Regions from separate parts of the Homo sapiens genome. Here region 2 is linked to region 1. Evidence: chromatin contacts called from ENCODE Hi-C or POLR2A ChIA-PET data. All regions are on one chromosome and are shown on one strand. The core of a region is the stretch at or near the end of the contact, and the rest is flanking DNA. Distances in the headings are between cores, read along the strand shown.

Region 1 (2,700 bases), core at 29-2,528:
AGACACAATCAAGCAAGACAATTATTTAATAACCTTAGTGTCTTTCCTCTCCAACTGTACATACCTGAAGACTCCATCCTACTTGTAGAAAAGGAGATAACAAAGGTTCAGTACCTGGCATTTACAAGGACCTCAATCAATACTTGTTCCCTGAATCCCTTCTTAAAGGAACTGTGGACTTCAGGAGCCAGAAGACACCAGAGGTCCCTTTCCAGTCCCTTGAAGTAAAATAAGTCTGAGGCTGTCTCTAATCACCTCCGCACACCGAGGGCCTAATCCATCTACCTGACCCTGTCTGGTCCAAGCTCCTCGAGGCTGGCACAGCTTTGGCCGTCAGGAGAGCCTTCTGGGCAGTGGCTCTAACAGAACCATGTCCAGGACTTCATCCGTGGGACAAAAAGAGTGAATCTTCAGTAAGTCTGTGTGCAGAGAAGCCTGAGATGATTTACCTCATTTCTAAGCTACTACTGTACTTTGTTGTTGTTGTTGTTGTTGTTTTGAGACGGAGTCTCGCTCTGTCACTCAGGCTGGAGTGCAGTGGCGTGATCTCGGCTCACTGCAAGCTCCGCCTCACGGGTTCACGCCATTCTCCTGCCTCAGCCTCCCGAGTAGCTGGGACTACAGGCCCCCACCACCACTCCCAGCTAATTTTTTTTTTTTTTTTTTTTTTTTTTTTTTTTTGTATTTTTAGTAGAGGCGGGGTTTCACCGTGTTAGCCAGGAAGGTCTCAATCTCCTGACCTCGTGATCCGCCTGCCTCGGTCTCCCAAAGTGCTGGGATTACAGGCGTGAGCCACCGAGCCGGCCAACTACTGCTGTACTTCTTACCCCCTGTATCAAAGAGTTAAAATCTAATTTTTTCCCAAGATCGGTCTCACTGTAAGTCTGCTATCTGTATTTTCCCATTCTTCGTCTGATAGCCACCGACATTAATGACCAGCTCATTACATGTTGAGGTGTGGGGAGATGGGGGTAGAACCCCGTCAACCCAGGATTCGAGTTTAGAAAGACTACAAGCCCCAAAATGCAATTTCACCTCCCAAAAACTACCATTCCCAACATGCAATGCAACCAGGACGAGCCAAGGAAAAAAAGTACAAGTGTGGCTGCAAAGTTTGCCCCTCTTGTTACCCTCAGGCAAATGATTGATTTAGAAAGGCCCCAGGGGCTATTTTTTGCAGGAACGGTCACTCCCTAAATCCAGGCAGGGAAAGGGAGGAGTCTGAGCCGAGTCACGCCCCTTCTCCTGTAAACTTGGGTCGCCTCTAGCTTAGCGAGCGCTGGAGTTTGAAGAGCGGGCAGTGGCTGCACACGCCAAACTTTCCCTATGGCTTCGGTGACCAGGGCCGTGTTTGGAGAGCTGCCCTCGGGAGGAGGGACAGTGGAGAAGTTCCAGCTGCAGTCAGACCTCTTGAGAGTGGACATCATCTCCTGGGGCTGCACGATCACAGCCCTAGAGGTCAAAGACAGGCAGGGGAGAGCCTCGGACGTGGTGCTTGGCTTCGCCGAGTTGGAAGGTGGGTTGAACTGTGCCCTGGGCTGCGAGCAGGCCCCAGGCCCACGCTACATACCTCCCGGATCTAGCGGGCCACTTGCAATGCGAGGGACCAAGGGGGAAAGTCGCCTAGCTTGGGACCGTCTGACTTGCAAGCGCATGCATCATAGAGGGCCGTGTGGCCATCCAGCATTTGGGAAAAACTGTAATAAATAAACTATGGCAGTTGGCCTCTGGTTATCCGTTCAGGCTTTGCCCCAGTTAACGTAAAAGGTCAGCTGATGGTATGATACACTTCAGCGATCCTGGAGCGATCTTTGAACTGCCTAATCTTTGAACTGCCTGATACCTGGAGAAGGCTGGAGAGGAAAGAGCAGGCAAGAGGGGGTGTGGCTCCCACTTCTTCCCTTCTGAAGAAGGAAATTCAAATACTTGCCTCTTCTACTTCCTTCTTCCTTGATCAGATTCTCTTTGAGGCCTGGTTGTCTCAGAAATGCTCCACTAAGCTCAGTGGTTGCCTAGTACACCAGCTACCCAATAACCATTTAGGAACAAAATAGAGAAGACCAACTCAGTGTCTTCTCAGAGATCAGGTCTCCTACCAACTAGGATGGACTTTTATCCCAGAATCCATGGGCAATTAGGATCAGGCATTAATTAATACATTTGACAACTCTATTAATCCGATGACCTCATTAAACAGGACAGACAAGGTCCCCACTCTTGCGGTTTGGCTGGGGAGATAGACTTTAACTCAGTAATTGCATAAATAAAGAATGACAATTGCAGCTTGATTGCAGCAAAGGAAAATGTACATCATGCTCTCTTAGCACCATGGTGTAACTAGACAGAAAATGAGGTGTGAAATAAAGCTGGCAAAGGGAAACTGAGAGTTAATACTCTCTGCTCAGTGGTTGGGGCGTAGACAAATTCTGCTGGAGAGGAGGTTTGAGGTTTTCCTTTTGGTGTGTCATTCTGTCTGTTTGGTTCTTCCGATACGTAAGATATGTAACTTGGCTCATGGTTACATGTTGGCCAGACCAGCCTGGCCAGCATGGTGAAACCCTGTCTCTACTAAAAATACAAAAAAATTAGCTGAGCATGGTGGCACGTGCCTGTAATCCCAGCTAGTCAGGAGGCTGAGGCAGGAGAATAGCTTGAACCCAGGAGGCGGAGGTTGCAGTGAGCCAAGATTGCGCCACTGCA
Region 2 (2,700 bases), core at 115-2,614, 130 kb before region 1:
TGGTATGCAGGTACTCACATCAAATCTGTTTTTAAGTTCAAAACAGAGCCATATGTGGGAAGACGCATTTCTCTTCTGAAGCCTTATCTCTGAAGCTGAGCTTGGAGTGAAGTGACAGGCGGAACCGACTCCTTGGAGGATGGAATCTTGAGGTTTTATGTGGGAGCAGAAGAGAAGCAAGCACCAAATATCTATCAAATGCCCACAGAGGGAAACACTGTAGTAGCTGCCTAGAGATTCAGTCCTGCTCAAGTTTCCCTGCTCAGATCTCAGGCGCAATTTTGAGAAATGTTCTTCTTCCTCAGTGGATGACCTCACCCTTTATGGGGAGGCGTGCCCATACGCACAATAACACAGTACTCATAAAGTCCAAGAGAGGCCGGTCCAGGCCTTGGCCAGGGAAGCATCCATGGACTTGGGCGTTCGTTGCAGAATGTTCAGACAGGTCTGGATGAGGGGTGAGGCCCTGCCTTGGAGGGGCTGCCCTCCCTCTGTGGCACGGAAGCCCTGCTGCCTGTGACAGGAGGCGACTGCACCTCACCCGCGGCCTGTATGCTGCAGGACCCAGCGAAGAGCTTCCTTAGCTTGCAGCTGTGCAGACACTAGGAAAGGGAGCACCTACCAGGGAGATTTGCCTTCTTGGTCCGGTAGCAAATGCAGTCCCGCCGGCCCACCTGGTACAGGTAGGACGTTCCGCAGGCCTTCCAGATCTCCTTGGCAGGTTTATGGGCGAGAGAAAGCGGTTCCCAGCCTCCTGCCCTGATGCGGCTGCACCTTCTGGACCACCGTGAACACTCTGCCCCCTGCCAGGCCCCCAAAATACTCTTCTGTCTCTACAGTTGTGCCACCTTTCCCCAGCACCAGGGAGCAGCTCGGCAGGACCAGGCTCTGGGGGTCAGCACATGCGTTCTTCACAAGCGTAAGAGGGCTGTCGTGAGGGAAAAAAAAATGGCATTATATGACGTCATTCCAGCTTTCATACCCTTTCTGGAAATAAGTGATGATATAAAGAAATAGACATAGATTATGTACACACATACATGAAGGGTAAGTACTTGGAAATGTTAAAGAGTTCGTTTTAAAAGTCCTTAGGCAGCACCCCTTTCTCAAGTTAATTCCCACTTGATCAAAGGTGGAGCTGCGGGCTCCGAGGAGGCGCGGTCAGGGTGGCAGGCCTGGGCTGCGCGGACCGCGAGCGAGCCTCCTGGGTCTCCCTCCTTAGCGGAGAAGATCCTCCAGGCTAAGGTCCAAGGCCCATCTCCCTTGGGGTTGTGGCCGCCCACCTCCTCCCCGCCACCCTGGGCTTTGGCTTTGTCCTCAACCACGCCCCGGGAGTGCGCGGAGCGGTCGCAGTTCTGTTAGCCAGGGTTGCGTTCCCACCGCGAAGGCCCGGGCGCGCGCTGCTGTGGATCGAGTCTGGGGCTCCGGCCACCAGGTGGCGCCACACGGCTACCTGCGCGCCGCTCTGAGGCGGTCGGATCGCCGCGGTGCAAAGGACCCAAGACCGGGGGTAACCGGTCACCCGAGCCGACCCACCGCCCGCACTGCCGAGGCTCAGGCGCCCCAGTTCGGTGCCAAGAGGCACGCCCCGGGGCCAACCTGGACAGGTAGCTTCAGCAAAATTGCCGGACAGTTAAAAAAAAAAAAGTTTCCACCCCACCCCCCACTCCCAAATCAATTCAAAAATAAAAATTAAACTGTGGGCTGGGCGCGTCTGAAACCCCGTCTCTACAAAAAATACAAAAATTAGCCGGGCTTGGTGGCGTGCACCTGTAATCCCAGCTACTCAAGAGGCCGAGGCAGGAGAATCGCTTGAACCTGGGAGCGGAGGTTGCAGTGAGCCGAGATCACACCGCTCCACTCCGGCCTGGGCAACAGAGCAAGACTCCGTCTCAAAAAAAAAAAAAAAAAAAAAAAAAGTTAAACTGTGGTGGGGAAAGTTGTTGGCGACAATACAGACCCGCATGGATACAGGCAGCGGGGAGCATGAGTTCTGGAGCCAAAATTGCTGAGTTCAAATCCTGTTTAATGACCTTGGGTGCGTTATTTAACCCCGTATATAACCCCATTACCTCATCTGCACATGCAAATAATTTACTTAGAACTCACGTCATGAATTGTTGACAGGAATTAAATGAGTTGATACACCATATATATTTATACGTGTGTGTTTTACATATTTAATGTAAGTGCATATAAATGTATGTATGCATATAATCATATGCATGTATAATATACAAAATTATGTACATATATAACATATATGCCTAGTACATAGTAAGCACCAGTGTTAGCTATATTTTATGCATTTATATATTTATTCGTTATGCAAGTTCTATGAATTATTAATTTTTAAAAACATTTTCACTCAAAAGAAAGACACTATTGGGGTTTAACCTTTTTTTTTTTTTTTAATTTATTTTTGAGATGGAGTATCTCTCTTTCCCCCGGGCTGGAGGACAGTGGCATGATCTCGGCTCACTGCAAACTCCGTGTTCTGGTTTCAAGCAATTCTCCTGCCTCAGCCTTCCAACTAGCTGGGATTACAGGCGCCCGCCACCATGCCCAGCTAATTTCTGTATTTTTAGTAGAGATGGGGTTTCACCGCGTTGGCCAGGCCGGTCTTGAACTCCTGACCTTGTGATCCACCCGCCTAGGCCACTCAAAGTGCTGGGATTACAGGTGTGAGCCACAGCACCC

What was found. Hi-C counts contacts between places; a loop is a spot of excess contacts on that map. ChIA-PET counts read pairs that join two places held with the same protein, here RNA polymerase II (POLR2A). Pooled maps may share reads with other maps.
Region 2: a loop to region 1 is called in a pooled map, with 5 times the contacts of the local background. The contact joins the enhancer-like site here to the promoter of GALM in region 1. A Hi-C loop is called at or near these places in 1 of 168 maps with a recorded cell type or tissue (naive thymus-derived CD4-positive, alpha-beta T cell), 2 of 37 single-sample maps with no recorded cell type and 12 of 50 pooled maps. POLR2A ChIA-PET finds 5 or more read pairs at or near these places in 6 of 52 experiments (B cell, CD4-positive, alpha-beta T cell, HepG2 and 3 more).

What each region holds. Positions count from the first base shown.
Region 1 is chr2:38,664,836-38,667,535 of GRCh38, forward strand. GALM (galactose mutarotase) reads left to right here and starts at 1,279. Exons shown (of 7, transcript NM_138801.3): 1 at 1,279-1,516. The coding sequence starts at 1,327. RefSeq lists enhancers at 1,031-1,543, 1,544-2,056.
Region 2 is chr2:38,534,832-38,537,531 of GRCh38, forward strand. No RefSeq gene overlaps it. Among named protein-coding and RNA genes, the nearest start is that of LINC02613, 20 kb to the left of the region's middle. RefSeq lists an enhancer at 1,132-1,742 and a silencer at 1,326-1,385. Within about 2 kb of position 1,365, at least 9 of the 41 ENCODE cell types and tissues checked have a DNase peak (open chromatin) inside an H3K27ac peak, as active enhancers do.